Linked DNA regions of Homo sapiens: region 1 is linked to region 2. A link is an interaction called in ENCODE POLR2A ChIA-PET data of the cell type or tissue named here. Cell type or tissue: PC-3. All regions are shown on one strand. Each heading gives the region's core, and the rest is flanking DNA. Links, peaks and the distances in the headings are about the cores only. Region 1 overlaps NUP85 (nucleoporin 85). Region 2 holds the start of LOC124904060 (a long non-coding RNA gene).

Region 1 (15,980 bases), core at 3,300-11,299, 170 kb before region 2:
CAAGGTCCAGGTCTGATTTATTTCGGGGTCTTATATTGGGCTTTCCCGTTAATAGACTGTTCCCCTAAACTTCAGTCCTTTGAATACCAGCTTCACAATTCTTGCTCTGTCTACGTGTTTCATGTCATCTACTGAATATTCTTCTAAATATTGTCTCTTCTTTTTACTCAAATGAAGCACCTTGCTAAAGCATCAGTTCATCAAGATAGGCTGGGCGCAGTGGCTCACGCCTGTAATCCCAGCACTTTGAGAGGCCGAGGTGGGTGGATCTCTTGAGGTTAGGAGTTCGAAACTAGCCTGGCCAACACGGAAACTCCATCTCTACTAAAAATACAATATTTAGCTAGGCGTGGTGGTGTGCGCCTGTAATCCCAGCCACTTGGGAGGCTGAGGCAGGAGAATTGCTTGAACCCTGGAGGCAGAGGTTGCAGTGAGCCGAGATCATGCCACTGCACTCCAGCCTGACTGACAGAGTGAGACTCTGTCTCAAAAAAAAAAACAAAAAACAAAAACTGAGTGTTGGCAGGGCACGGTGGCTCAAGCCTGTAATCCCAGCACTTTGGGAGGCCGAGGCAGGTGTATCACGAGGTCAGGAGATCGAGACCTTCCTGGCTAACAAGGTGAAACCTCGTCTCTACTAAAAATACAAAAAATTAGCTGGGCATGGTGGCAGGCGCCTGTAATCCCAGCTACTGGGGAGGCTGAGGCAGGAGAATCACTTGAACCCGGGAGGCGGAAGTTGCAGTGAGCCAAGATTATGCCACTGCACTCTAGCTTGGGCAGCAAGAGCCAAACTCCATCTCAAAAGATAAATAAATAATAACTGGTGACATGCAAGTTATATTTTTTCTTTTTTTAAATTTTGAGACAAGGTCTCGCTCTTGCCCAGGCTGGAATAGTGGCACGATTATGGCTCACTCAGACTCAACTTCCTGGGCTCAAGTGATGCTCCCACCTCAGCCTCCTGAGTAGCTGAGACTGCGGGGATATGTCACTACACTTGGCCAATTTTTATATTTTTTGTTGAGACAGGATCTTGCCATGTTGCTCAAGCTGGTCTCAAACTCCTAGACTCAAGCATTCCACCTGCCTTGGCCTCCCAAAGTGCTGGGATTACAGGAATGAGCCACTGCACCTGGCCAAGTTATTTTTGTAATGCACAGTAAAATAAAATCACAACCACTAAAACAAAATAGTGTTGGTCTCCATCCCACCACCTAACATCCTCACGCTGGCTCCCCTGTGGGAAATCCTCCAGTAGGATTGCAGTAACCTTTGGGTTAAGGAATGACTGTCATATGAGTCAAAGTCTGCTTTATCCCTTGGCTCTGAGAGCAAAGCTCAGGAATCATTTCAGGTGAAACCTGTCCCCATTTCTTCCTTAGGTCTCCATTTTGTCAGCAATGGAGCTCATCTGGAACCTGTGTGAGATTCTTTTTATTGAAGTGGCCCCAGGTAGGCATGGAATATCTCACCATAATCTCATAGGTGTCCCCTTCCATCTTCTGCTCTTTCCTCATCTTTCCTGTGCATGGTGATGAGTGTTTTATTCCTGAGAATGTTCTTTCCATCATTATAACCACGGGAAGTCGTTAGAAAACACCCAAAGAAACCTGACCGTTTTGTCAGGTGCTGCAAAAAGAATCATGCAGAGTGCCTCCAAGAAACCTAAACCCTGACAAGTACTGAGAAATATTAAACTAGTGTGTGAAAGGGGGTGTCAGTGTTAACATCATGGACTGGCCAAGCTTAAGAAAGTTTTATGAATGTGGGGTAGGATTAGGTGGTGAGAGGCAAAGTCACATTGGGAATTCTGTCATGAATCATTGGGACAGGGCAACTCTGTGTGTTAACTCTGCCAATGGGTATGAACTCTGCCAATGGGAATTTTTCTGTTGATCTTTTTTTTTTTTTGAGACAGAGTTTCACTCTTGTTGCCCAGGCTGGAGTGCAATGGCGTGATCTCAGCTCACCGCAACCTCCACCTCCTGGGTTCAAGCGATTCTCCTGCCTCAACCTCCTGAGTAGCTGGGATTACAGACATGCGCTGCCACGCCTGGCTAATTTTGTATTTTTAGTGGAGATGAGGTTTCTCCATGTTGGTCAGGCTGGTCTCGAACTCCCAACCTCAGGTAATCTGCCTGCCTCGGTCTCCCAAAGTGCAGGGATTCCAGGTGTGAGCCACCGTGCCCAGCCTTCTGTTGATCTTGAATTAAACTGTGGTCAGTATAGTGTCATGGCCTGTATGAGCTCTCTGTGGATCTGCTGCAGCTTTTTTGCATTTCTTTTAAGGATTTATGTTTGCTATTTTCCATAAATGAGTAGTAACCTCTGTGTAGCCCTAGCATTTTATTCATACTCTCACTAAAGAAGTGAGGAACTTGAAATTAGAGTTGGTTGTTCAGAGGCCTCCCTTCTCCAGTGGATTTTTGAGGAGGTTACAGTTGGCTCTTTGTATCTGCAGGTTCTACATCATGGATACGGAGTGCTGGCTGTACTCTGCCATTTTATTTCATTTTATTTTTATTGATTGATTGAGACAAGTTCTCACTCTGTCACTTAGGCTGGAGTGTGGTGGTACAATCACAGCTATTGCAGTCTGGACCTCCCAGGCTCAAGCGATCCTCCTGTCTCAGCCTCCTGAGTAGCTGGGACTACAGGCACGTGCCACCATGCTAGGCTAATTTTTTGTGTGTATATGCTGGGGGAGGGGAGACAGGGTCTTGCTCTGTCACCCATGCTGGAGTACAGTGGCGTGATCACAGCTCAGAAGCCTCGACTTCCTGGGCTCAAGCAATCCTCCTGCCCAGCCTCCCAAGTAGCTGGGACCACAGGCCTGCACCACCACGCCCGGCTAATTTTTGTATTTTTTGTGGAGAGGAAATTTCGCTATGTTGCCCGGGCTGTTCTTGAACTCTTGGGCTCAAGCAGTCTGCCCATCTTGGCCTCGCAAAATGCTGGGATTATAGGCGTGAGCCACCATTCCTGGCTCGGCTAATTTTTTATTTTTTTTTGTAGAGATGGGGTCTCCCTATGTTGCCCAGCCTAGTGTCAAACTCCTGGGCTCAAGCGATCTGCCTGCCTCAGCCTCCCAAAGTGCTGGGATTACAGACATGAACTACCATGCCCGGCCATATGTTTTGTTTTGTTTTGTTTTTTGAGACAGAGTCTCACTCCGTCACCCAGGCTGGAGTGCAGTTGTGCGATCTTGGCTCACTGCAACCTCTGCCTCCTGGGTTCAAGCAATTCTGCCTTAGCCACCTGAGTAGCTGGAATTACAGGCATGCGCCACCACGCCCGGCTAATTTTTGTATTTTTAGTAGAGACAGGGTTTCACCATGTTGTCCAGGCTGGTCTTGAACTCCTGAGCTTAGATGATCCACCTGCCTTAGCCTCCGAAAGTGCTGGGATTCCAGGTGTGCACCACCAGCCCCCTGGCCCTATGTTTTTATCATCATTGCATACCTGGCTGCTTGCTATCTAGTCATTGTTGGTTCCTAAACGGCCATTACTTATGTAGCTATTAAGTATTTGTGAAGAATCTGGAGTGTGGGGTAGTGAGGTCTGCATTCCATGTTCACCCCTTTCTGGGGTCAGTTAAAGATGGAGCTGCCTGGCACAGAAGTAATATTTGGTGAAAGTGCATTTGCTTTTTCCTAGCACAGTCTGTCATTCAGGACCATGTGTGTGACTGCTTAAAAGGGATAAACCTATGTAGTCAGCTTGTCTGCCTTAAAGTTCTCTGTTCCTTGGATAAAGGAACTTGCTGCAGATGAAGCTGAGGCTTTTGTGTGTGATGAGAGTCTCTCCTCCCAGCTGGCCCTCTCCTCCTCCATCTCCTTGACTGGGTCCGGCTCCATGTGTGCGAGGTGGACAGTTTGTCGGCAGATGTTCTGGGCAGTGAGAATCCAAGCAAACATGACAGCTTCTGGAACTTGGTAAGACAGGCCGGGCCCCCACCTCCCACCATGTGTCCTACTGTCCCTGGTGCTGCCGGGTGGGTCTGAGGACACCCACTGAGCCTCCAGCAGTAGGCTGGCTTTTGGAGTCTGTTACTATGGAGACTCTTTTGGATCTTTTCTTCCCTGCTCTATGGGAGAGTCTAAAACCGAGGTACCATGTAAGAAAAATAATGCTTTGAAGACTTTTCCAGGGTAAAAGGAAATTTGATTTCTTTGTGGATCTAAGGAAGAGAAGACACAAAAAGGAATACAAAACCGTTTTTTTTTTTTTTTTTTTGAGACAGGGTCTCGGCTGGGTGCGGTGGCTCATGCCTGTAATTCCAGCCAGCACTTTGGGAGGCCAAGTCAGGAATCTCTTGAGCCCAGGAGTTTGAGATTAGCCTGGGCAACAAAGTGAGACCCTCCATCTCAAAACAAATTAATAAATAAAAATATAAAAGAGAAAAGATAGTCCGACTCTGTTCCCCAGGCTGTTGTGCAGTGGCCTGATCTTGCTCACTGCAACCTCCGCCTCCTGTGCGGTCCTACCACCTCAGCCTCTCAAGTAGCTGGGACCACAAGTGCCAACCACCATGCCTGGGTAATGATATAAAACCAATTGACAGGGGCTGGGGTGCATACAGGGTTGGATGTAAATGAGCTTGCACATTACTTTGGATCATCAGTTTCGAAGTCAGCATGTCGTATATGTGTATATGGATGTATTTTCTATGTGTTAGGTATTTCCATTCACCTCTGCTGACTGACCCAATTGGGAGGTGGCAGGGAGGAGATCGCTAGTTGACTGGGCTAATGGAAAGTCAACTAAACTTATAAAGCCTGAAATTGGGAACAGATTGTGAGGACAAAAAAAAAGAAAAGAAAAGAAAACCTGGAATTCGGCCCGGCACGGTGGCTCACAGGAAGTAGTGGGCCAAATGTTTGAGTCTCTGATTGATTCGCTAAGGTTTGTTGTTGTCGTTTAGAGACAGGGTTTCGCTTTGCGGCCTGGGCGGGAGTGCAGTGATGCGATCATGGCACAATGCACCTTTGATTTCCTGGGCTCAAGCAATCCTCCCACCTCAGCCTCCTGAGTGGCTGGGACTACAGGCGCACACCACTACGCCTGGCTAGTTTTATTTTTTGTAGAGGTGAGGTTTCACTGTATTACCCAGGCTGGTCTTGAACTCCTGGGCTCAAGCAATCCTTCCACCTTGGCCTCCCAAAGTGTTGGAACTGCAAGTGTGAGCCACCATTCCTGGTCATTCACTGAGTATTTATTGAGTCCCTACTATTTGCAAGGCACCAAGGAGACACCATGACTAAAACAGGCAAAGATTCCTGCCTTTATGGAGTTTATATCCTGTGTGTGGAGAAAGAACAGCAACACATAGGCTAGTACCATGTATCCTGGCACATAGTGAAATGCTCTGCCAAGGTGCCAAGAAGGGAGGGAGGCTGCAAGTGCTGGAGGGGCATCGAAGAAGGCCTCCCTCATGAGAGATTGGAGGTGAGACCTGAAGGAGGTGAGGAGAGCTAGGCTGAAGAAAGCATTCCAGATAGCAGGGCCTGTAGATGCTGTGTTCTAGAGCCAGGGTGGGGCAGGAGGGGCTGTGCTATGTAGGGGTAGGTGGGAGGGATGAGCTGGGGAGATAAAGACAGAGCGATACCAGGCCAGGTCTGAGACAGCCCCCTGGGCTGTCACTGAGACTTTAGCTTTTTGCAGCCTACATAGCAGGGTGACTAACAACATGGTCTGTGGTGCCACACTGCCTGGGTTAGCATTCCAGCTCTGCCTTTTACTAGCTGTGAGGTGGGTTTTTTTCCTTTTTTGAGACAGAGTCTCTCTCTGTCACCTAGGCTGGAGTGCAGTGGCGCCATCTCAGCTCACTGCGACCTCTGCCTCCGGGGTTCAAGTGATTCTTCTGCCTCAGCCTCCTGAGTAGCTGGGACTACAGGCGCGCGTCACCATGCCCAGCTAATTTTTGTATTTTTAGTAGGGATGGGGTTTTACCATATTGGCCAGGCTGGTCTCAAACTCCTGACCTTGTGATTCACCCACCTTGGCCTCCCAAAGTGCTGGGATTACCAGCATGAGCCACCATGCCTGGCCTTTTTTTTTTTTTTTAAATACAGTTTCACTGTGTTCCCCAGGCTGCAGTGCACAATCACCAGTCACTGTAGCCTTGGCCTCCAGGTCTCCAGTGGTCCTCCTACTTTAGCCTCCCAAGTAGCTGGGACCACAGACATGTGTTACCACCACCAGCTAAAGTTTTTATTTATTTATTTATTTTTTGAGATGGCGTCTTTCTCTGTTGCCCAGGCTGGAGTGCAGTGGCGCTATCTCAGTTCACTGCAACCTCTGCCTCCCTGGTTCAAGCAGTTCTGTCTCAGTCTACCAAGTAGCTGGGATTATAGGTATACGCCATGATGCCCAGCTGGTTTTTGTTTTGTTTTGTTTTGTTTTTTGTATTTTTAGTAGAGATGGGGTTTCATCATGTTGGTCAGGCTGGTCTTGAACTCCTGACCTCAAGTGATTTGCCTGCCTCCCTCCATCCCACCATCCCAATTTTTTTTTTTTTTTTTTTTTTAGCTGGAGTCTCGCTCTATTGCCCAGGCTGGAGTGCAGTGGCACGATCTCGGCTCGCTGCAAGCTCCGCCTCCCGGGTTCATGCCATTCTCCTGCCTCAGCCTCCCGAGTAGCTGGGACCACGGGCGCCTGCCACCACGCCTGGCTAATTTTTTAATTTTGTTTAGTAGAGACGGGATTTCACCATGTTAGCCAGGATGGTCTCGATCTGACCTTGTGATCTGCCTGCCTTGGCCTCCCAAAGTGGTGGGTTTACAGGCGTGAGCCGCCACGCCCGGCTAACCCAATTATTTTTTATTTTTATTTATTTATTTTTTGAGGCAGAGTCTCACTCTGTTGCCCAGGCCAGAGTGCAGTGGGGCGATCTCAGCTGGGATTATAGGCTCTCGCCATCCTGCCTGGCTCATTTTTTTATTTTTAGTAGAGATGGGGTTTTGCTGTTTTGGCCAGGCTGGTCTCGAACTCCTGACCTCAAGTGATCCGCCTGCCTCAGCCTCCCAAAGTGCTGGGATTACAGGCTTGAGCCACCATGCCCAGCCAAATTTTTTTATTTTTTGAACTCCTGGCCTCAAGCAGTCCTGTTGCCTTGGCCTCCCAAAGTATTGGGATTACAGGTGTGAGCCACTGTGCCCGGTCACTAGGTGTGAGATCTTGAGTGAGCTACTTAACGGCCTTAAGGGTCCTCATCTGTCCAGTGGAGATAATAATACCTGTCCCATGGGGCTGTTGTGATCATTAAATTAGTTAAAGGACATAAATGTGGGTGAAGTAGTTGACACGGTTGATGCACAGTAAAAGCTAGTCTTTTACTTCTAAGCCATATGGGGTGAGGGGGCATTGGAGAGCTGAGCAGAGGAAGCCTGAGATCTTACTTAGGTTCCCAAAGGCTGTCCTGGCTGCCATGTTGAGACTACAGCAAGGATGGAAACAGGCCAGTCTGGATTCTGCTGTACTAAGCCAGGTAAAAGATGGTGGTGGTGTAGGCTAGATATGTTTGAAGAGAGTTGATGGGGTTTGCTGATGGATTGATTTGATGTGGGCATGCAAGAAATAGAAGAATGTGGGAGGATAAGGTTGGTGAATTGGAGGCAAACTGGTATTTAATTTTAGACATGTTTCTCTCGTGTGTGTGTGTGTTTTGTTTTGTTTGTTTGTTTGTTTGTTTTGAGACAAAGTCTCTGTTGCCCATGTTGGAGTGCAGTGGTCAGATTACAGCTCACTGCAGCCTTGACCGCCTAAGCTCAGGTGATCCTCCCCTCCTAAGCCTCCCAAGTAGCCAGGACTACAAAGGCGTGCCACCATGTCCAACTAATTTTTGTATTTGTAGTGGAGACGGGGTTTTGCCATGTTGTCCAGGCTGGTCTCAAACTCCTGGGCCCAAGCAATCCACCCTCCTTGGCTTCCCAAAGTGTTGGGATTACAGGCGTGAGGCACCATGCCTGTCCGACATGTTACGTTTTAAGATGCCTATTCAAGATCTAAGTGGAGATGTTGACTAGGCACTTGGATATACAAAGCTGGAATTCAGACAAGGAAGTTTGGGCTAGAGAGGAAAAGTTGGGAGTTATCAGTATGTATATGTTTATATATTTGTGATTTTTTTTTTTTTTTTTTTTTTTTTTTTTGAGATAGAGTTTTGCTCTTGTTGCCCAGGCTGGAGTGCAGTGCCTTGAATACTGAATTAGTGAATATTGAACCATTGCTCCTAGGGGAAATACAGGGTTAGGTTCCTGCAAGCCTCTGGTCATATTTTGTTCAACCAATCAATATATAACCGATCACTTGTTTTATGTGTGTATCTGTTTGGAGACAACTTACTTGACATAATATTGTTGAATCATTAACAGTGAAGTCAGCCAGGCGCAGTGGCTCACGCCTGTAATCCCAGCACTTTGGGAGGCCGAGGCGGGCGGATCATGAAGTCAGGAGATCAAGACCATCCTGGCTAACACAGTGAAACCCCGTCTCTACTAAAAATACAAAAAATTAGCCAGGCATGGTGGCAGGCGCCTGTAGTCCCAGCTACTCGGGAGGCTGAGGCAGGAGAATGGCGTGAACCTGGGAAGTGGAGCTTGCAGTGAGCCGAGATCGCGCCACTGCACTCCAGCCTGGGCGACAGCAAGACTCTGTCTCAAAAAAAAAAAAAAAAAAAAAACTCAGGGCCAACAGCACTATAATTCGTGTCTGAATGAAGCTTATCTAACACCTCCCATAGTTCTTGCACTTAGCAACACTAGAAAGCACTTCAGTACTACACGTGGGGACCCAAGAAAATGTACAAAAATGAAAAAAATGTGGCACTAACTGCATCACGAGAAAGCCTTGTTTAGTGTGTGTCAAGCAACTCAATATTCTTGCCACTCTTAATTTTGATTTGAAAGTACCACAAATACTGATTTGGGGGTTACAGATAAATTTTAGTGAGTAGGCAGATTCACAGATAAAGACTGAACAGTGAAGACTATTTGCATTGAGTGTATATTTTATGTTATGTTATGTTATTTTTGAGATGGAGTCTCACTCTGTCACCCAGGCTGGGGTGCAGTGGCGTGATCTTGGCTCACTGCAACCTCTGCCTCCCGGGTTCAAATGATTCTTGTTCCTCAGCCTCCCGAGTAGCTGGGACTACAGGCATGCACCATCACGCCCGGCTAATTTTTGTATTTTTAGTAGAAACAGGGTTTCACCATGTTGACCAGGCTGGTCTTGAACTCCTGACCTCAGGTGATCCACCCGTCTCGGCCTCCCAAAGTGCTGGAATTACAGACGTGAGCCACCACGCCTGGCCTGAGTGTATTTATTTTACATATTTATATTTGAACTGAAACTTTTATGAACCATTTTATTTAATGCATTCTGATATTTTATATTATTTCATTTTAATTTTTTTCCAAACAAAACTTCTCACATATTTATTATTGAACCAACCTACTATTGTAGAGCTTATAATCAGAGAAAAACCATTTTCTCAACAAAGTATGTCCACCTTTCCAGATAGTGGTGACAGTTTCAGCTTGATGTGATAAGATGATAGTCTTACGTGTAGACTCATCTCATGTGTAATTCCTGGCAGACCCAGCTTGGTTCTTCTCCAGTCCCTCCTCTTGGGGTTGTAGCTAACTGTATTAGCAATTTTGTTTTATTTTGTTTTGTTTTGTTTTTTTGAGATGGAGTCTCACTCTGTCATCCAGGCTGGAGTGCAGTGGCACAATCTCAGCTCACTGCAACCTCCGCCGCCCAGATTCAAGCGATTCTCCTGCCTTAGCCTCCCAAGTAGCTGGGACTACAGGCGCCTGCCACCACGCCTGGCTAATTTTTTGTATTTTTAGTAGAGATGGGGTTTCACCATGTTAACCAGGATGGTCTCGATCTTCTGACTTTGTGATCTGCCCGTCTTGGCCTCCCAAAGTGCTGGGATTACAGCTGTGAGCCACCACGCCCAGCCCTGTATTACCAGTTTTAATCTGAATCCACTGGTGAATGGGACGATTTTGCTTTTGTTTCTTGGCCAGGAATTGCATGATCCTGGACATTTTGTGAGAAGATGGTGGGAGAAATAATCAACAGCACACACCATGATGGTGGAGAAGGGGTGGGGGGAAGCAGGTAGAGGAACATGTTTTTCTGTTTCTTTCATTTTTGAAAAGCTGGGGCTGAGCGTGGTGGCTCACGCCTGTAATCCCAACACTTTGGGAGGCCGAGGCGGGGAATCACTTGAGGTCAGGAGTTCGAGACCAGCCTGGCCAATATGGTGAAACCCCATCTTTACTAAAAACACAAAAATTAGCTGGGCGTGATGGCATGCGCCTGTAATCTCAGCTACTCGGGAGGTTGAGACAGGAGAATCGCTTGAACCCGGGAAGTGGAGGTTGCAGTGAGCCGAGATTATGCCATTGCACTCCAGCCTGGGCAACAAGAGGGGAACTCTGGAAAAAAAAAAAAAAAAGGTGGTCACAGGCTATAATGGACTACAGCTGGCTGTTTGAAAAACATAGTGGAGGTGACAAAGCCATGAGATTGGATGTGATAGATTACTTCTGGAGGGAAAGAGCCATCATTCTTCCCAGGGCAGACTCAGGTGCAGAAAGAAGCCTGTGTGTGAAGAGTTAAAAAGCCAAAGTGTGGGGTGAGGGGACTGGCCTCCTCACGCCTCGGCAGGGCCAGGCCTCCTGCCAATGCTTATGGGCCCGGATCTCCTCCCAGGTGACCATCTTGGTGCTGCAGGGCCGGCTGGATGAGGCCCGACAGATGCTCTCCAAGGAAGCCGATGCCAGCCCCGCCTCTGCAGGCATATGCCGAATCATGGGGGACCTGATGAGGACAATGCCCATTCTTAGTGTACGTGGGGGTAGCTTTGCTCTGCTGGGTCACAGGAGATGCGTGATTCACTAAATATAAAGGGTGTGGATGGGATGACGTCTCATGGCTGGTCTCTCCCTTAGCCCGGGAACACCCAGACACTGACAGAGCTGGAGCTGAAGTGGCAGCACTGGCACGAGGAATGTGAGCGGTACCTCCAGGACAGCACATTCGCCACCAGCCCTCACCTGGAGTCTCTCTTGAAGGTCTGGGAAGCAGTTCAGATTGCATCCATGTTGGCTTCCTATGGGGGCTGTGGCATCCAGTGCAGCAGTGGCAGGAGCTTGGTCCTCCTTGGATAGGGCTGTCTGTCGCTCTGCCGTGATGGCGAGAGCTTTCAGACTAGTTGAAATCCGGTGCCCTTAGCTGAGAGCAGGAGCATTATGGAGAAGGTACCCCTGAGAGGAGGACAGAGTTCAGCACAAATGTCTCTCCTCAGATTATGCTGGGAGACGAAGCTGCCTTGTTAGAGCAGAAGGAACTTCTGAGTAATTGGTATCATTTCCTAGTGACTCGGCTCTTGTACTCCAATCCCACAGTAAAACCCATTGATCTGCACTACTATGCCCAGGTGAGTGAGCTCGGGGTGGGCAAGGGTGGGGGTAGGAGTCCTGGGGGCGCCCTGATGGGTCATTCTCTTTGAATTCCTCCCTGAGGAACAGGAAGACCCTTTCCTTTGGCCCTTAGTGAAAGAACAAGGCACCTTCTCTGGGGTTCGTTATACAGCAGCCCTGCCTGCCCCGAGTCTCTGCTTCCGTCCTCAGGATTGAGTGTCTCATCACCTTTCCACAGTCCAGCCTGGACCTGTTTCTGGGAGGTGAGAGCAGCCCAGAACCCCTGGACAACATCTTGTTGGCAGCCTTTGAGTTTGACATCCATCAAGTAATCAAAGAGTGCAGGTAGGATCTCTCCCACCCCCCACTGTAACCATTTTTAGGTGTACAAATATCACCACCTTGCGTTTCTAGAGTGGCCTGTTCCTTCCTTACCCTTCTTCCCTCAGACCTGCTATCTTAGTCCATCTCACGCTGATATTACAGAATACCTGAGACCAGATAATTTATAAAGAAAAAGATTATTTTCTCACCGTTCTGGAGGCTAGGAAGTCCAGGATCAGGGCACTGGCAATGTTGCTGGTGAGGGCTGCTCTCTGCTTCCAACATGGCACCTTGAACACTGTGTTCTCATGTGGTGGAAGGGCAAGAAGGACAAACTCCCTTCATCAAGTCGCTTTATAAGGGCACCCAATCACATTCATGAGGGAGGATGTGGCCTAATCACCTCCTGGCCTAATCACCTCTTAGAGGCCCTACCTCTTAATACTATCACATTGGCAAAACTGGGGTTTTAGAGGGGATCCCTTCAAACCATAGCATCTGCTCCCCTGCTTGACTTGCCACAGGTAGATAATGGCTTTTCTCTGGGTGAGCTTAGGGACTTCCTGGAGGCTTGAGGGCTACCATATACATAACTGTTTCCATTTCAGGGATGTTCATTTAAAATAACATCGCGGGAAACTACTTTGACATTTAAAATCTAGAAAAAGCCAGCAAGCCTGTTTCTTGGCACCTAATGGACACCTTATGGGATGGCGTGTTCCAAGAGTCTCACTCCAGTGACGTGAGCTACCGAACCACTGGGCTTCAGGCTGGGTATTATTCAGAATTTCCAGCCCTCTATCCAAAAGAGGGTGTTCTATGATTGCACTGAATCTTTAGCAAGGCAGGAAAGGGAGTGCCAAACATAATCAATCAAAGGTAAACCTTTCCAGAACTCTCCATATATGGTAAGTCAGAAAGAAGGTCCCCTTCCTTGTTGTGCACCCTGGATGGTGGGCATTGCACTGAAGACGTGCTGGGAAGGGAGGAAGTGGGTAATGGCAGAAGATGGCCTTGATCAGGTGTCAGATTCACTGACCTCAACTGGCTGTTTGTAGATCTGGGCATGGGAAGAGTTTCCTTCGCCCTACCTGCTTTTCTTGTTTTGGCCAAAAGAATGCCAGGGCTTCAAGAAAATGATACTAGATTTGGGGAATGAAAAACAAGTTTTTTGTGTGTTTGTTTCTGGGTTTTTTTTTTTTTTTTTTTTTTTTTTGAGACAGAGTTTTGCTCTTGTCACCCAGACTGGAGTGCAGTGGCGTGATCTTGGCTCACTGCAACCTCCACCTACTGGGTTCCAGCAATTCTACTGCCTCAGTCTCCCAAGTAGCTGGGATTACAGGTGTCCGTCACCACGCCCAGCAAATTTTTGTGTTTTTCAATAGAGACAGGGTTTCACCATGTTGCCTAGGCAGGCTGGTCTGGAACTCCTGACCTCAGGTCATCTGCCCATCTCGGCCTCCCAAAGTGCTGGGATTACAGGCGTGAGCCACCGCGCCCTGCCAAGTTTTTTTTTTTTGAAACAGGGTCTCACTTTGTCACCCGGGCTGGAGTGCAGTGGAGTGATCTCAGCTCACTGCAGCCTTGACCTCCTGGGTTCAAGTGATCCTCTTGCCTCAGCCTTCCAGGTAGCTAGGACTACAAGTGTGCGCCACCATGCCTGGCTAATTATTATTTTTTTTTTTGGAGAGATGAGGTTTCACTATGTTGCCCAAGCTGTTCTTGAACTTGTGAGCTCAAGCGATCTGCCTGTCTTGGCCTCCCACAGTGCTAGGATTACAGGCGTAAGCCACCATGCCCGGCCTGAAAGTCAAGTTTTGTGTCAATATTTTCACAGGCCTGTAAACATTGTGAGAAGTCCCTGCATGGAAGAATTAGTGAGAATAACTTAAAAACACACAAACACACCATCGTTTGGCTTTGTTGGTGTCTCTGCCCATAGTTGAGTATTCTAAATTTCCTGTGTTATAACAGTGAGTGAGTTTCACCAGGGCTTCCTAATTTATAAGCCCTGTATCTGGATTTTTAGGAATAAAACAGATTTGAGCAGAAGAAGTCTGTTGGATGCAGGGAGTATAAAAGGGGAAAGCATCCTGCTGTTTCCAGTGGCAGAAGAGAAAGAGAAGTACCATGAAGAGGGGTGAACAACATCACTCTCGTGCCGGACACAGACAAGGAATGATTAGGCTTGCAGTCCCCCAGTCTCAGCCTCTCTCCACTCTCACAAGCAGGAAGGGATCTGAGCTCTGTTAGTGGGAAATCTTGGAGTTTGCATTTCTCTGATCACGAGGCTACCTCCTATCCTGTTTTGAAAGAGGAACAGAAAAGCAGAGCTTGTCCCAGGAATTGTGAAATGGGCTGCAATGTCTTCAGAGGCAGTAGCAGTTTTAGGAAGTGTGCCCTCCTGGCTCTGGGGAAAGGTTGAATTGGGGTCTTGTGGGCACTTGTTTTCTCATGGGATGTATCAGTCAGACCCATGCACAGTTCTGGGCGGCAGGGAAGTGTGTCTCTTTCTGGACTTGAGCCAGTGAGCTGTTGGCATGCCTTTTTAAAGGCATTAGAAAAAAGGTTTCTTTCTTTTTTTTCCTTTCCTGTTCACACCACCTTCATATGAACATGGAGAAGGGAGGTTTCTAAGTGGGCCCCTGATTTACTCCTATGTCAATAATCGTGCCAGACCCTAAGGGGCAGAAAAGGCAGCCAGGGGATCCTGACTCAGAGGCTGTAGTTCGTCAGCCCTGCTAAAGGGCCAGGGGTTTGTCTCTCAGTGCCTGGGTGGGCATGCTTGACTGCTAACCCCTTAGCTGAAAGGAGATGGCAGGAGTCCTCCACAGGGTCCCTTCTTCCCTCCTGGCTTACAGCTTCCTCTGAAGACGGGCCAGTTCCTTGCTGTCTGGCAAGAGGAAACAGCTGGGGTGCACTTCACTGGGAGTTGGGCAAGATGTCGGCAGTTTCCTGGTGCCCTTCAAGTCCTCCAAAAGTATCGAGCTAAAAGGTGACAAGTCTTCCTTCAATAACCAAGAAGAGTTCCAGCTTAATGTCTGCTGAATCTAGAATCTTCTGACTTGTATTTTGGCCCAGCCCACAATCTTGGATGCAGGGTGCAGCAGTGTTTACAAACCTCACACCCCATTTCCAGAATAGCAGGTAGAGGCACTGGAGCTTTGATTACTCCAGAGCCCCCAACAAGCAAGATGGGGCCTGGGTAAGGAGTTGACAGTGACCTTAGTACAGGACAAACAGCTCATTTGGGGCTACAGTTGCTTAGAGGGGTCACCTTCACCGTAGCTGGTCTTCCCAACTCCGCAGCGTTCTCTCGTTTTCAGCAGAGGGCTACTTTGGAGCTGATAATTAGGCCTTTCTTGCCTTGAATGTTAAGGATGCCCACCTGCTCTGTGTCTCGGCTGCTCACTCAGAATCCTTCAGAGTGAGAGAGAGACAGAGTGAGAGTGGGAGTGTGTGCGTGTGTGATCTAAGACCTAACTGTGTGGTTCAGGCCTGCTGGGCCCTGTAGAGAGACCGTGGTGGCTTTGTGCAGCACTATGTCTGGTCTCCGTCACTTGAGTTGTGTTGTTAGTTCTCTGCTCTCAGTGCTTGCTGCCTTCCAGCCTTGGAGGCTGCTGGATCCTTTGGGAAGACACCGGGCACTGTCTCAGCCCTTCCTTCCAGTTGTTGGTGGCTTTCGTGCAGGCTAAGGCTTTGGCTCCCTTAGCCTGGGTCCCCTATAGCCTTTTCACTGGCTTCTCCAATGGTTTCGACATAACCATCAGCTAGAAATCTGGGTAGCAACAGCTGTTTTGGGAAGCTGAGGTGTCCTTTCCCCTGGCCCAGCCCACTCCCTCCCATTTTTTTCCCCAGCTTTATTGAGGTGTGATTAACAAAGTAGTATGTATTTAAGGTGTACAAAATTTTTTTTTTTTTTTTGGAGACAGAGTCTTGCCCTGTCACTCAGGCTGGAGTGCAGTGGCACGATCTCAGCTCACTGCAGCCTCTGCCTCCTGGGCTCAAGCGATCTTCTGCCTCAGCCTTCCGAGTAGCTGGGACCACAGGCACACGCCACCACGCCCAGCTAACTTTTGTATTTTTGGTGGAGATGGGGTTTTGCCATTTTGGCCAGGCTGGTCTTGAACTCCTGAGCTCAAGTGATCCACCCGCCTCGGCCTTTCAGTGTTGGGATTACAGGAATGAGCCACTGCACCCGGCCAAGGTGTA
Region 2 (15,980 bases), core at 4,979-12,978:
GGATTCCAAGCAGGCAGGTCTCGCCTAGAGCCAGTATTCTTTACAATACTTCAGATGTCTCTCATTCCACATCCAGAAGGAGGTAAAATTAAGGGAGTAGCTGCCAAAAGGACGAAGGTTTTCCTCAAAAAGTCATTTTGGGTCAGTTTTTCAAATGTCTCAAAGTTTTATGATCCTGAGCACAGTCACAGTGAACTTCAGCCTAAGATTTAAAATCAGGTTAAATCTCAACGCTTAAGAAACAAAACCACTCCTCAGCAGAGCACTTCACCTTCCTAGAATATCCTTCAAGGTAAACTAGATGCAGAATGTAAACTGCTTACTATCTGAATGTAACTTTTTTCTTTTAATAAAACTGATAGCTGGGCATGGTGGCTCACCCCTGTAATCCCAGCACTTTGGGAGGCCAAGGCGGGTGGATCGCCTGAGGTCGGGAGTTTGAGACCAGCCTGGCCGACATGGTGAAACCCTGTCTCTACTAAAAATACAAAAAATAAGCCGGGCGTGGTGGCACATGCCTATAATCCCAGCTACTCAAGAGGCTAAGGCAGGAGAATCGCTTGAACCCGGGAGGTGGAGGTTGCAGTGAGGTGAGATCACACCACTGTACTCCAGCCTGGGCAACAGAGACTCTTGTCTCAAAATAACATAACATAACATAAAATAAAATAAATAATAAAACTGATACATATGGTAACTAATTCAAGAGTATGAAGAGTAAAAGTCACCTGAAATTCAGTTACTTGGAGACAACAATTACTCCTTGGGAGACCATTCAGAAAGAGATCTATGTATATGATAAAAAAAGAGGAAAAGACAGCAATTTTTCCTAAATGGCCTCTCTCTCTAGTTTGACCTCATTTGTGTATAGAAAGGCTTTATTTACAGAGGCCGGGCGCGGTAGCTCATGTCGGTAATCCCAGCACTTTGGGAGGCAGGCGGATCGCTTGAGCCCAGGAGTTCGAGACCAGCGTGGGCAACAGTGAGACCTCCTGGCTCTACCAAAAAAAAAAAAAAAAAAAAAAAAAAAAAGCAAACAAACAAACAAACAAAAAAACCCTTAAATTATCCAGGTGTGGTAGTGCACAGCTGTAGTCCCACCTATTCAGGAGGCTGAAGTAGGAGGATTCCTTGAGACTGAGAGGTCAAGGTTGCAATGAGTCAAGATCATGCCACCGCATCCCAGCCTGGGTGACAGAGCAAGACCCTGTTTCAAAAATGAAAATAAGGCTGACCGTGGTGGCTCACTTCTATAATCCCAACACTTTGGGAGGCTGAGGCAGGCATATTACCTGCGTTCAGGATTTTGAGACCAGCCCGGCCAACATGGTGAAACACTGTCTCTACTAAAAATACAAAAATTAGCTGGGCATGGTGGTAGATGCTTGTAATCCCAGCTACTCAGGAGGCTGAGGCAGGAGAATCACTTGAACCACGGAAGTGGAGGTTGCAGTGAGCTGAGATTGTGCCATTGCACTCCAGCCTGAGCAACAAGAGTGAAACTCCATCTCGAAAATAAAAAATAAAAATAAAAAAAGGGAAAAGAACAAAAGAACATAAAATCAGGACTAAACCAGATTGGATCTGAATCCTAACTTGTGAATTTGGGCAAATTAAGCCTCAGATTTTTTGTCAGTAAAATGGGGATAACAGCATCTGCCTTTACAAGATTTGCGTGAGATTAAAAGAGAAGGGAAGTTGAATACTTAGCTTAGAGCAAAGGCATGCTAAGTATTTAATATGTTAGTTATATTATTACTTATTAAAACAGGATCCATTTAAACGTTTCTCTGTGCAAGTGTAGGCATTATTCTGTGTTGATACAGATCAACGTTAACACCTTCATTGCCACTTAATAGGTGCCATAATCTACCTCTGTAAACCCCACTAATTGGTTTTGCTTTTTGGCTTGTATGGCAATTTCATGAACTGGAAGGTGCATGCCACTTTTATGTGTTTTAACATCTCTAAAATGCATCTTACAATTGACAGTATTGGCAGAAAAAAATTTTTCTAGGTGGTATATACATAATTGAAATAAACATCCTTATGTCTACATCTTTAAAAAACTTGTTTATGAGTTTCTTAGAATAAATTCTTTTTTTTTTTGGAGACGGAGTCTCACTCTGTCGCCCAGGCTGGAGTGCAGTGGCATGATCTCGGCTCACTGCAACCTCTGCCTCCCGAGTTCAAGCGATTCTCATGCCTCAGCCTCCTGAGTAGCTGGGACTAGAGGCACACACCACCACGCCCAGCTAATTTGTGTATTTTTAGTAGAAACGGGATTTCACCATGTTGGCCGGGCTGGTCGCAAACTCTGACCTCAAGTGATCTACCCGCTTTGGCCTCCCAAAGTGCTGGGATTATAGGCATGAGCCACTGCGCTTGGCCTTAGAACAAATTCTTAAAATGTTACTTGCTGGATCATTTTATGTTCTGATACCTATTACCAAGCCACCAGTGAGAAAGACAATATTGGTAAAAATCTCCAGAGACATGGGAAAGTGGTAACCATTTCTTCACACTGTAGCCAGCAAAGGATGGGGTCAATCTTTGTTATCTTTGGTAATCTGACATACAAAATGACAAACTTACTCTAGACAGGAAGTCCAATAAATCACTCATGGAAGCAATGCCAGGCAGCTGAACAAAGCAAGACTACTGATACCCTAACATTTCTGGTCTACTCATACCTGGACAGTTAAGAGGGGTATCCATGTATTGTGATGGGTACACCCAGTACACCACAGCAAGACCTAAGATCAAACTTCACCTCTGTCACTTGCTAGATGTGTGAATCTGAGCAAGTTTCTTAAGCTTTGAGCCTGTTTCTGCACCCATAAAATGGGGTTAAGAATGCCGATCTTGGCCAGGCGCGGTGGCTCACGCCTGTAACCCCAGCACTTTGGGAGGCTGAGAGGGGCAGATCACGAGGTCAGAGGATAGAGACCATCCTGGCTAACTAAAAACACACACACACAAAAATTAGCTGGGTGTGGTGGCGGGTGCCTGTAGTCCCAACTAATCGGGAGGCTGAGGTAGGAGAATGGCATGAACCCAGGAGGCGGAGCTTGCAGTGAGCTGAGATCCCACCACTGCACTCCATCCAGCCTGAGGGACAGAGCGAGACTCCATCTCAAAAAAAAAAAGAGTGCCAATCTTGCCCAGGACGGTGGCTCAAGCCTGTAATCCTAGCCAAGGTGGGTAGATATTTTGAGGCCAGGAGTTCGAGACTAACCTGGCCAACATGGTGAAACTCACCTCTACTAAAAGTACAAAAATTAGCAGGGTGTGGTAGCACGTGCCTGTAGTCCCAGCTATAGGCTGAGGTGGGAGGATCGTTTGAGCCTGGGAGGCAGAGGTTGCAGTGAGCTATGATGGCACCTCTGCATTCCAGCCTTGGTGACAGGGGGAGACTCTGTCTTAAAAAAAAAAAAAAAAAGTCAATATTTCAGCATTCAAGATTAGAAATGATCTATAATTTAGTAGGCTGGGCATGGTGGCTCACACCTGTAATCCCAGCACTTTGGGAGGCCGAGGCAGGTGGATCATTTGAGGTCAGGAGTTTAAGACCAGCCTGGCCAACATGATAAAACCACATCTCTATTAAAAATACAAAAAATTAGCCAGGTGTGGTGGCGGGCGCCTATAATCCCATCTACTCGGGAGGCTGAGACAGGACGATCACTTGAACTCAGGAGGTGGAGGTTGCAGCAAGCCAAGATCGTGCGATTGCACTCCAGCCTGGGCGACAGAGTGAGACTTCGCCTAAAAAAAAAAACAAAACAAAAAAACAAACCCAACAACTTAGAAGCAATTCTACCATATGGTTTAGAGGTGAAACTGAAAGATTCTGAAGGAATACTACATTTCCTTACTCATTTCTTTCTCCAAACAGGAGGAAGAATCATCTTCAGCCAGTCTCCCAAAAAGAATCTTTTATAGGAAATGAAAGTTCATTCTCAGCACCTATTTGGAAATAGTCCATTCAGCTGACAAAATGAATATAATAAAAAGCAAGCAGATTATTTGCTTTAAGAGCACTCAAACAACAAACTGCTCCCTTCCTTTTTTGTTTTTGTTTTTTTGAGATGGAGTCTCTCTCGGTTGCCCAGGCTGGAGTGGAATGGCACAATCTTGGCTCACTGGAACCTCCACATCCCGGGTTCAAGCGATTCTCCTCCCTCAGCCTCCCGAGTAGCTGGGATTACAGGTACGCACGCGCACCACCGGGCCCGGCTGTTTTTTGTATTTTTAGTAGAGATGGGGTTTCACCATGTTGGCCAGGCTGGTCTCGAACTCCTGACCTCAAATGATCCATGCGCCTCGGCCTCCCCAAAGTGTTGGGATTCAGGCGTGAGCCACCACGCCTGACCACAAACTAACCTCCTTCTTAAAGATTAAATGCAATATTCTGGTTTAGTCAACAAGATTGATAAGAATTCTTACCAAAAGGCAAAGGCTGGGTGCAATGGCTCACACCTGTAATCCCAGCACTTTGGGAGGAAAAAATAAATGGTTCTACAGAGTATACTGATACTAGGACTTTAAAATAGTGGGGGGGGGGAAGAAAAACACTTTTTTTTTTTTTTAATTTGGAGATGGGGTCTCGCTTTGTTGCCCAGGTTGGGCTCCAACTCCTGGGCTCAAGCAATCTTCCTCTCTCAGCTTCATGAGCAGGTGGGGCCTTCAGGCTTGCACGAGCATGCCTGGCTTTTTATTTAGATTAGGTAATTTGAACCCCTGAAATGGGACTTGTGCACTGAAACTCAGGACTTATAACTTGTGAAAACTCTAACCAACCAAACTAGGGATTGGCTCTCCACTGATCTTCTCCATTGAGGATCATAATCAAAGGGCATTCCTTTCTTAGGAGACTTATTAAAATGCCCCTATCTGACAGGCAGAAATCCCATGATTCTTGCTTTCAGTATCTTTCAAACCACTCCCCTCCTTCATTTCTAGTATCCCAGGTTGATACAGACACTTGACACACAACCCGATTACTTGCCACCATCCAGGCTTGGGGCCCCAGCCTTGCCCCCTTGCAATTCTTTATACACACACACACAATGCTCTTCATCGCTAAAAACCTTCCGAGGCTTCTTAAGGACCAGATCAAACTCTTACTGGGCTTTTCTCACCTCGCTCCAACTCTACCTTATTTTCCACTATGTCAGTCTAGATTCTTATTCCAGCCTTCCTATCTCAAACACAACAAGCACAAGTTTCGTCTCCCTTGAAATGTCCTCCTTCTCTTAACCTACACGTCCTGTTCTCCTACAAGGTTCAAGTCACAACTCTGCACACACCTGACTGATGTCAGCGCTTGCCAGTTTCATCCTTCCTGAACGACTCTAGCAGTTACAGTGTGCAACCCGACTCAAGTATACCATCAAATACTACTAAGAATCACTACTACAAATCACTACCAAGAATGATAGTTGTGTGATCTTGGATAGATCATTTAACCTATATGGGCCACCATTTCCTCATCTGTAAAAGAGTAAGTCTAACTTAAGAAATTTTAAAAGATCTTGCCGGGCGCGGTGGCTCACGCCTGTAATCCCAGCACTTTGGGAGGCCGAGACGGGCGGATCACCAGGTCAGGAGATCGAGACCATCCTGGCTAACATGGTGAAACCCCGTCTCTACTAAAAATACAAAAAATTAGCCGGGCGTGCTGGTGGGTGCCTGTAGTCCCAGCTACTGGGAGGCTGAGGCAGGAGAATGGCGTGAACCCGGGAGGCAGAGCTTGCAGTGAGCCGAGATCGCGCCACTGCACTCCAGCCTGGGTGACAGAGCGAGACTCCATCTCAAAAAAATAAAAAAATAAATAAAAATAAATTTTAAAAGATCTTTTCCTGTTCTAAAAAAATTTTTATATACCATCTTGTACTGTTTCACATATTAATCTCAATTCTCTTACTTGAGATTTTGGAGCTTCTGAAGGGAGAAAGTACATCTTATATTTCTCTCCCAACTCTCAAAGCAACTTATCCCAGTATCTGGCTCAAGAGATGCTCAGTCAGTGTGACACTGAAATAGGCCAGGCAGTGCTGAGACAGAATGCTTTGAAGATCTCAATGTGAACTCAAGACCTGTTTTTAAAGTAGTTTAAGAAACTGGTAAAGGTAGTTAGTGCCAGAGAGGGTAGAATACACCTAGATGATCCAGGCTGGCTCTCCACTAGAGCTGAAGAAAGCAAGAGGCTGGCTCTAGAATGGAATGAGCACAGATCTGAGAGCTCAAAATGGGTCTCTTAATTCCTATAAGCACAGTTTGAAGTATGTATACATAAGCCCCTAAATGGCAGTTGCAACTCCTAGGTAAGTTTTATGTGCTCTAGTGTAGACTATTTAGGGGTCTTGTCAGTGGAGAACCTCTGGGACTGTCTCAAGCCTGCCCTACAATGGTGGGAGGAATTCTGATGTATTCCAACCACACCAGGCCTGAAACCTGCAGTGGAAGGGCAATTCCTTCTATTTTACATCCCAGTGTCCTCTCCCTCCCCGAGCCAAGAAAAACACAAGCTTTTATAAGAGAGAGAAACAAAGGCAGACATATTGAACCATTCAACTCTATTTTAGGCTTCCAGTAAAATGCTTTTATTTTTTCCTCTTTTTCTCTGGACAGTAACAGGTCAATGTGTAGACAGAAAGTAGGGAAGGGGTCTGCTGGAGGAGAGGAGTCACCATTTTTAACTAAAAGTTAACCAGGAACTCCAAGACAGGAGAAGATGTGATCCTTCTGAACTATAGACAGAGGATGAAGGCTAAGTGCCTATTTCATTATCTTGAAATGAAACTTATTCAATATCCATATGCACGTCTCCTTTATCAAGAGAAGGCATATATATGCCTATTTCAATGAAAGTTAAATTGTTCAATGCTATTCCAGCAACTTTTAAAACATGTTTTGGCTTACAACTAATACCCTCAAGACGTCCCAAATCAAAGCAATTCAAATGAAGCCAGTTTACTTCTTGAAGAATCAAATGAGGAAAACTCCGTTTTTTTAACTAACAGCTTTTAAGAAAGCATGTTCCTCCTCTTCACCCAGCCATTTCACACAGTTATGAGACAAAGGGCAACTACTGTATCGTCACTCTTTTTTTTTTCTTTTGGAGTAAAGCCACAACATTACCAACAAACAGCTAATGGCCACCGTTCAAAAGCAATAATGGCATTATGACTTCATATCTCAGTTATCTACCAAATTGAAAAGAACCACATATATGTATTTTTCTCTCTCCTCAAAGAAAATCTAAAAGTGAATGTGAGTATTCTGATTTACTTTCTCCTCCATAATAAAAATTTCTGAGGGACTGTTAAACAGGATCTTCTTCCCTAATAATAGGATGGGAAAGAAGGTTTTTACACTTGCTCCAGAATTTACTAATTTAAGTTAAAGAATTTATAAAATGTTCATGGTCTAGGTCTAGGACAAACTTCAAAGACAGAAATCAGGGAAAGTTCTTGTTTAAAAATTTTAAAAAAAGGCTGGGTGCAGTAGCTCACGCCTGTAATCCCAGCACTTTGGGAGGCCGAGGTGGGCAGATCACGAGGTCAGGAGATTGAGATCATCCTGGCTAACATGGTGAAATCCCATCTCCACTAAAAATTCAAAAAATTAGCCGGGCGTGGTGGCGGGCGCCTGTAGTCCCGGCTACTCGGGAGGCTGAGGCAGGAGAATGGCATGAACCTGGGAGGTGGAGCTTGCGGTGAGCCCAGATTGTACCACCGCACTCCAGCCTGGGTGACAGAGCGAGACTCCATCTCAAAAAAAAAAAAAAAAAAAAAATTCTTAAAAAGAGACCGCATGCCCCTAGTTTTGTTTTAATTTGTTGCTTCAGTGCTTAATGTGCAATGGGACAGATTTAGAGAAAAATATGAACCACCAGCCTTCTAGGTTCAAGTTTCTAAGATAAACTTATGAAAAAATCTAAGTTTGTATCAAAAACAAAAAATACTAGCCCAAAAGGGCTTTTGTACAGGCTATAGATGTGGGCATTTGAGTAGCCCATCTTATACCATCACAAGTGGGTTATCTACAGAAAACAGTAATCACCTACAGAAACATCAAATTACCTCTCCCATACACCAATGAAAACTGAGGAATTTTGTAGTCTAAGTTAACTTTGCCCTGATCTCTAGCTGGGCATATTTTCTCTAGTTCAAGAAAATAGAAACCTAGTTTCTAGAAAATGGTTCCGTCTGCTTTCTGACAATTTAGTGTTGACTTTGAGAATACCCTCGAAAAGTGTGGTGTCACAAACACAGCTTTGAAATGAACACACAGACACAAAGTTTTCTTCTCTTTAAAGGGCTCTGCAGCATCATCTTCTATGAGGCTCAACCTACATTTCTAACATTAAGAAATTACTGGGCAGTTAACTTCAGAGTAGAACTCTACGCCTTGGGCAATGAGGGCAAAATAAAGACTATCAATAAGTCCACATAACTTAAAAGTAAAAAGACTGCACGTCCTTTTATAAAGAACCATATTTCTACATCTCCACTTGCTTTCTCTTCATAAAATTCTAAGAATTTCATTCAGGGGTAGTAAACAAATGAGGTAGCAAATTCCAACAATCAGTCTAAGGCTCAGAAGGAAAAATGTCAAAACTTGAGACACAGGGAACACTCAAACATGAAGCTTCAGCCTTTCCTCCTTTAAAGTTAACATACTCTTTGATAACACTCATCCTCGTTAAAATAAATTACACATCCAAAAGAGCAAACTGCTACAGTCAATTGGGTAAACAACATAATTAACATGTGCTGGGGGAGAGCGAATCCTCACATAAATAGTGGGGCTCAAAATAAGCTGCACATGGTATAGAAGCTGATTTTTAAACTGTCAGCAGGTTTCTTTTCGTGCAATTAGAGTTTAATATGGGGTAATTGCTCCTCAAGTTTCTTTTAAGAAAGTCGAAATCTGACTTGTACAATAGCAGGTTGCACCTTATTATTTAGAACTCCATTTGTTTTTTCACAAAGAATAAAAATACACTGAAGTTCTTTAATGAGTTTTGGTATGTACTTCTAACAACCTCTCTAAACTGGGAAAATTAATTTCTAACCTACCAAAATCATATTCCAGAACGCAAAATCCTTTGGCTATACAAAGTAAGACTAACTGAATGCTTTTACATAAATACTTCAGGTCTGGGTCTTTTTAAAAAATGCTATTTTTAAAATAAAACTCTACAGGGCAAATCAATCTACTCATATACTTCCTTTCTACAATCACATTACTTTGACTTTACTTGAAATATTACCAGTATCAACAGACAAATGAGGCATTCACACAAAGGCAGTTAAACACCACACATCACACCAACTCACTTAAGTCATATTTAATATTCTACTCAGCATCTAAAGCTCTCCAGAACAAATATGATGGTAAATGTTAAAAGTGTACAATGAAAAACACAGCTTCTTTGTGTGTAATCAGGGCGAAAGAAGGTGGGTGAGCACAGGGAGAGCGATCTCAGCATTGTGCTCGGCATCAGCACTTACCTTGAGGATGTCCCCCCTTTTGAAGCTCAGCTCGTCGTCTGCAGTAGCTTTGAAGTCATATTTGGCGATGGCTTCCATTCTGAGCGCTGCTCAGTGCTCAGCAGCCTGAAGCAGGGGGAAGGGAGTCTTCCCTGCTGAAGCAACCCAGCGCTCTGGGCTTAGCCTCGCCTCTCTTCTGGGACTCGCTCCGGCACTCTGGGACACACAATGCCACCCTGAAGCAGGAGAGGGACGATTAAGAGCAGTGGCCAGGATTGAAGGCAACCCCGCCCTGCCAATCGGCCTGCTGTCCCAGCCCCCACGCCCCCTGGCTCGGCCTGGCTCAGCCCTCCTCCCTCCCTTCCAGGCAACAGCCCCCCCCCGCCGACTTCTTCCTCTTTTCAGCCTCGGCCCCCAGGCGACTGACAGGCCTGCCGGCCAATGGCACAGCTGCCTGAGCTATTCCTGAACACACTTCCTCTTCCTTCCCGCTGGGTGTGCACTGCGTGCAGGAACCGGCTGGAGTCCCACTCAGTCTCCGCCTTTCCTCCTTTACTCCTCACAGGCTCTTCTCCAGCACCAAATACGGTCCACTGAAAGGAAGGCCTCACCCTGGGGATGGCACCTGTCTCTTCTCGGTTAAACAGGCCTGTCTCCCTCCCTTCCCCACCGCCATCCTTTCTGGTCTTCTGAGAATGCTGGCTTCCCTACTGCACAGTCAAGAGCAAGCAAAGCAAAACTCTTTGGTCTCGAGCTGCTGCACTCTTCTCGAAACTAAACCATGATCTGCTCCCAGGAGAGCAGGAGAAAGTAAATGTAGGAACTGCTTTTTCAATCCATTTACTGCTACAAGCACCGGCGGCTTTCCCCCTGCACTTCCATGTTGTGATCGGCAAGCTCAGGTAACCAGAGAAAGATCACAGCTCCAAGCTGTGTACCAGTGGAAATGGTGGGGATGACGCTCTTGCATAAGGCTCCCTTTCCCCGGCAGATCCCCAAGACTCTGGGGTCCCCACCAGGAATGAAATAAATGACCAAGGCTCAGCACTCCAGAAATAGCTCCACATTATTTCTAACTAACCTAAGGAGCAGAGCTGAAGTCCTAATCTACACTTGAAAGGAATCCCTTTTTCAGAATCTGAGCTGCCAAGTATCTTGTTTGGGAAAGAAAGTGCAGGGAGATGGTGCCCGCAGAAGGTCAAAGAGAAGTCTCTCTCACAGTCACCCTGTGCACAGCTTCTTAGAGCAAGCAGAGTATAAAACTGATGCAAACTGCATTTTGCAGGTAAAAGATTCTGTGAGAACCCTGAGATACTGTATCAGACGATGAGGAACTGGCAGTAGTACAATGAACGGTGTAGTGAAGCGTCTCCAGCCATGAATATAGGACACAACCTAGATCTGTGGATAACTAAATAAAAATAAAGCCCCGTTCTGGTTAGCTCGGTCACTGTTTTCATACTTGCTAAACAAAAGCAGAAAACAACAGAACTGGGACAGATTATTTATAGTGACACCTTTCTTGGATAATTACAACCCAGCAGCTCATTTGAGGGGCACAAGTGATTATTATTCCTTTGTTCTAAAGTTGACAATTGGGGCACTAATCAAGCATAGCTGCAAATGGACCAAGTAGTAAAGCAGTGGGGAATATTAAGATTAGACCAAGATAAGTATTATCAAAAAGAAAATAAATCGTCTGACAATGAGTCCTTCAGTCAAATTCTGAAAGCCAAACATTCTGCTGCAGGTAACTAATAAACCAAACCAATGTTTATTCCTTCAGGCCATACCTAAGATATTCCATGTGGCGCTGGCTGTAACAGGGAAAGTAAAGAAAGAGTCCCAGCAAATATTAAAAAATACAGAGGTTGATCTGCGAATATTTATACTTGTGTATCCTTAAATGCCCTTCACTTACACTCTCTGTAGTTACTTTGATCAAACTAATCCGTGTACATAATTTTAAAAGTCAGAGTATTAAAAGGCTTATGAAAAAGAGCAGCTCCCTACCAACACCCACAGGCGATCACTCTCGATTTTGTTTTTTGCTTTCTCTTTGTATTTACTTATTTTTCTTTTTTTAAATCTTGTGGTCAATGCACAAAATGGATAGAGTATTTCTAAAGAATGTGCTTTTACTGCTTTCTCAGTTTATTCCAGCCATTATCTATTGCCTGAAAGGTGAAGATTTAGTTTCCCCCGACCTATACCAGTAATATCACATATTCTGGTTTAATCAGTAGTATGTTATGAAATACTACTCACTGATAATTTAAATAATGCACTAAAACCAATCATACTTTTTGTGTTTTTTTTTTTTTCTTTTTTGAGATAGAGTTCTCTAAGATTGCCCAGGCTAGAGTGCAGTGGCATGATCTCGGCTCATTGCAACCTCCACCTCCCAGGTTCAAGCGATCCTCCTACCTCGGCCTGTAGCTGGGACTACAGGCATGTGCCAACAAGCCTGGCTACTTTTTATATTTTTAGTAGAGACGGGATTTCACCATGTTGGCCAGGCTGGTCTTGAACTCCTGGCCTCAAGTGATCCGCCCACTTTGGCCTCCCCAAGTGCTGGGATTACAGGCATCGGCCGCTGTGCCTGACCCAATCATACTTTTTTGTACAATCCTTAGATTTTTCCCAGCATTAGCAACTGCTTAATGTTCTATTTTTTACTTGCCTAGTTCCCTGTGTATCTACTTTTACTTTTTCTTTTCTCTTTTTTTTTGAGACAGGGTCTTGCACTGTTGTCCAGGCACGAGTGCAGTGGCATGGTCATGGCTTACTGCATCCTTGATCTCCTTGGCTCAAGTAATCCTCATGCCTCAGCTTCCCAAGTAGCTGGAACTACAGGTGTGGGCCACTATGCCCGGCTACTTTTTCTATTTTTTGTAGAGACAGGGTCTCACTATGTGAGACCAGTCCAGTATAGCTTAGTGTTGAATTTGCATGGTCTCTAGAGGCAGGCCCCTCACGCTAACTGCTACAATTTTGGGCAAACTTTTCAAACAAGCTCCAGTTTCGTCATCTGTAAAATGAGAATAATATCTACCTTTTAAGACCCAGGCTGGTCTCAAACTCCTGGCCTCAAGCAATCTGCCTGCCTCGGCCTCCCAAAGTGCTAGGAATACAGGGGAGAGTGAGCCACCACGCCCAGCCCTATTTTTACTTTTAATGAATGCTCCAAAATCTCTCCTACTATCAAGATTTTCCTCAGCCTATTTATTTTAACTGGTCTCTAATGCCGAGACTATGTATTAGTGATAGGAAGCTGAAGAATATTTACAATGATAGGAAAAGAATAAGGAGTTTTATTTTTGAAAAACAGAAATCAGATAGAAATGAAAAGCCCTGTCACTTTCAAGGTGCTATGTAGTACGACCAGCCATAAGCTTCTGTGTCATTCAGGATTTAAGACAGCTGCAATGTTACTACTCAACAGCAGTACAAAAACCAAGACAGTTCTCAATACCTGCTTTCCTGCTGCTACTCAGCTCATCTGCTGAAAGCTTAAAAAGAATAACCTTCTTGAAAGTCGTGTTTTGAGTAACTATTGCTTTGTGAGATGCAGAGTTTGACAGAAAATTAAATCCCTACTTCCATGGCTGTGCTGAGTAAAAAAACAGAAAACTCAAAGAGGAAAGCTTATTAGGTTATCCACCCAAAAGAGCATATTCGCTAAAGGAATTCCAAAGGGTGTGTTTCAGTAAAGACAAAAAAAAATCTAACACATACACAACACTAATTACTAAAAGGAAGAAATCTGAAAGCAGACACAATGTATAATGATTTTAACAGAGTAGATGTTGCTGTTCACTTCCCAAGAAAATGGGGTATAGTGTACTTAACACTGAAGCCTAATGAGAGTAACCTCGAAACTGTTACCAGCCCATCCCAAGCAGTGAATTTTAAGAAAGGTAAGTACAGCTTTAATCATTCATTTCAAACAATGTCTACTGTATCCAAAAAAACTACTATCCTAAAGGTATTTGCAAGATTTTTTTTCTTTCTTCCATTTAACTCTCTTCTTCCCAAAATTCACAGAAAATAAAATACATGACAACAGTCCAGTATAGCTTAGTGTTGAATCTTCATGGTCTCTAGAGGCAGGCCCCTCACACTTACAGCTACAGTTGTGGGCAAAGTTGTGAAACAAGCTCCAGTTTTCTCATCTGTAAAATGAGAATATCTACCTTATAAGATCCACTGAGGATTAAATTAGACAACATATATAACATACATTAAGTGCTCTGGATAGAGCCCGACATGTAATAATCACTCAAAATTTATTTATTTATTTATTTATTTATTTATTTATTTATTTTTTGAGACAGCATCTAGCTCTGTCGCCCAGGCTGGACTGCAGTGTCACGATCTCAGGTCACTGCAACCTCCGCCTCCTAGGATCAAGCAATTCTCCTGCCTCGACCTCCCAAGTAGCTGGGACTACAGGTGCGCGCCACCAAGCCTGGCTAACTTTTGCATTTTTAGTAGAGATGGGGTTTCGCCATGTTGGCCAGGCTGGTCTCAAACTCCCACCTCAGCCTCCCAAAGTGCTGGGATTACAGGCATGAGCCACTGCACCCAGCCTTCAAAAGAAATTTTAAATGTTACTCTATTTAAAACATATGAAAAGAAATGCAAATTAAAACAATCAGAGTTTTCATATACTAATTGGCAAATTTTAAAAATATTTATAAAATCCAATCTGCAATACTTTGAGTAAACACACTTTTATTTATTTATTTATTTTTCAGAAAGGGTCTCACTCTGTAGCAAAGGCTGGAGGGCAGTGGCGTGATCTTGGTTTACTGCAACCTCCGCCTCCTGGGCTCAAGGGATCCTCTCACCTCAGCCTCCTTAGTGGGGACTACAGGCACCAGCCACCATAGCCTACTCATTTTTTTTTGTAGAGATGGGGTCTCCCTATGCTGCCCAGGCTGGTCTCAAACTCCTAAGCTCAACAGATCTGCCTGCCTTGGCCTCCCAAAGTGCTGGGATTACAGGTATGAGCCACCGCACCAGGCACAAAGACTTTTTACCCTACCCGGTGTCCACTGACTCAACATTTTGAGAAGTTACTAACTGACAATGTGGCTTGGTGTTACATTATAATAATAAAATCACCACAGAACCCACACTACAGCAAGGAATTAATGAGCTCAGCTCAATCTTTTTGGTGAGTTCTTTGGTAATCTATTGACAACTTTTATTTATTTTTATTTATTTTTTGGAGACAGAGTCTTGCTCTATCCCTCAGGCTGGAGTGCAGTGGCGTGATCTCCGCTCACTGCAACCTCCACCTCCTGGGTTCAAGCGATTCTCCTGCCTCAGCCTCCCAAGTAGCTGGGATTACAGGTGCCTGTAACCATGACCAGCTGATTTTTCTATTTTTAATAGAGACAGGATTTCGCCATGTTGCCCAGGATGGTCTTGAACTCCCGACCTCAGGTGATCCGCCCACTTTGCCCTCCCAAAGTGCTGGGATTACAGGCGTGAGCCACTGCGCCCAGCCTATTTACTTTTATTATTTGAGACAGAGTCTCGCTCTATTGCCCAGGCTGAAGTGCAGTGGAGCAATCATGGTTCACTTCAGCCTCAAACTCCTTGGCTCAAGCCATCCTCCTGCCTTAGCCTCCCAAGTAGCTGGGACTACAGGTGCACACCACCATGCCTGGCTAATTTTTGTGTGTGTGTGTGTGTGGTGACCAGGACTCACCATGTTGCCCAAGCTGATCTCAAACTCCTGGACTCACGTGATCCTCCCCATCTCAGCCTTTCCAAGTGCTGGGATTACAGGGGTGAGCCACCACACCTGGCCTTGACAATCTTTTCTTTTTTTTTTTTTTTTTTGAGATGGAGTCTCGCTTTGTCACCCAGGCTGGAATGCAGTGGCACGATCTTGGCTCACCACAACCTCTGTCTCCTGGATTCAAGCCATTCTCCTGCCTCAGCCTCCCAAGTAGCTGGGATTACATGCCCCCACCACCACGACTGACTAACTTTTGTATTTTTAGTAGAGGCAGGGTTTCACCATGTTGGTCAGGCTGGTCTTGAACTCCTGACCTCGTGATCCACCCGCCTTGGCCTCCCAAAGTGCTGGGATTACAGGCCGTGAGCCACCGCGCCCGACCAACAATTATTTATTTATTTTTTTGAGACAGAGTCTCGCTCTGTCGCCCAGGCTGGTGTAGTGACGCAATCTTGGCTCGCTGCAAGCTCCGTCTCCCAGGTTCATGCCATTCTCCTGCCTCAGCCTCCCGAGTGGCTGGGACTATAGGTGCCCACCACCACACCCGGCTTATTTTTTTGTATTTTTAGTAGAGACATGGTTTCACCATGTTAGCCAGGATGGTCTCGATCTCCTGACCTCGTGATCCGCCTGCCTCAGCCTCCCAAAGTGCTGGGATTACAGGCATGAGCCACCGTGCCCGGCCCTGACCGACAATTTTGAAATATTAATACATACTCTTT

The links. Peaks named below come from ENCODE experiments on the same cell type or tissue, not always from the same donor. Only the 100,000 strongest peaks of a DNase experiment are listed, where the experiment ranks them.
Region 1: POLR2A ChIA-PET joins it to region 2 with 28 read pairs; 6 of 35 experiments call an interaction of 5 or more read pairs at or near these places.

Annotation. Positions count from the first base shown.
Region 1 is chr17:75,214,369-75,230,348 of GRCh38, forward strand. NUP85 (nucleoporin 85) reads left to right here. Exons shown (of 19, transcript NM_024844.5): 6 at 1,386-1,455; 7 at 3,817-3,938; 8 at 10,735-10,869; 9 at 10,974-11,096; 10 at 11,330-11,461; 11 at 11,683-11,789. Among named protein-coding and RNA genes, the nearest start is that of NUP85, 17 kb to the left of the region's middle. RefSeq lists enhancers at 10,322-10,823, 11,087-12,286. In PC-3, for the core only: no CTCF peak of the experiment used is centred there; no DNase peak of the experiment used is centred there.
Region 2 is chr17:75,384,027-75,400,006 of GRCh38, forward strand. GRB2 (growth factor receptor bound protein 2) reads right to left here. Exons shown (of 6, transcript NM_002086.5): 2 at 9,525-9,739. The coding sequence starts at 9,602. It overlaps LOC124904060 (a long non-coding RNA gene), which reads left to right and starts at 10,037. Exons shown (of 2, transcript XR_007065909.1): 1 at 10,037-10,405; 2 at 10,789-11,386. RefSeq lists a silencer at 709-909 and enhancers at 9,958-10,057, 10,000-10,908. In PC-3, for the core only: CTCF peaks have their summits at 10,459 and 10,675; a DNase peak (open chromatin) is centred at 9,975; H3K4me3 peaks cover 3,576 bases; H3K27ac peaks cover 1,407 bases.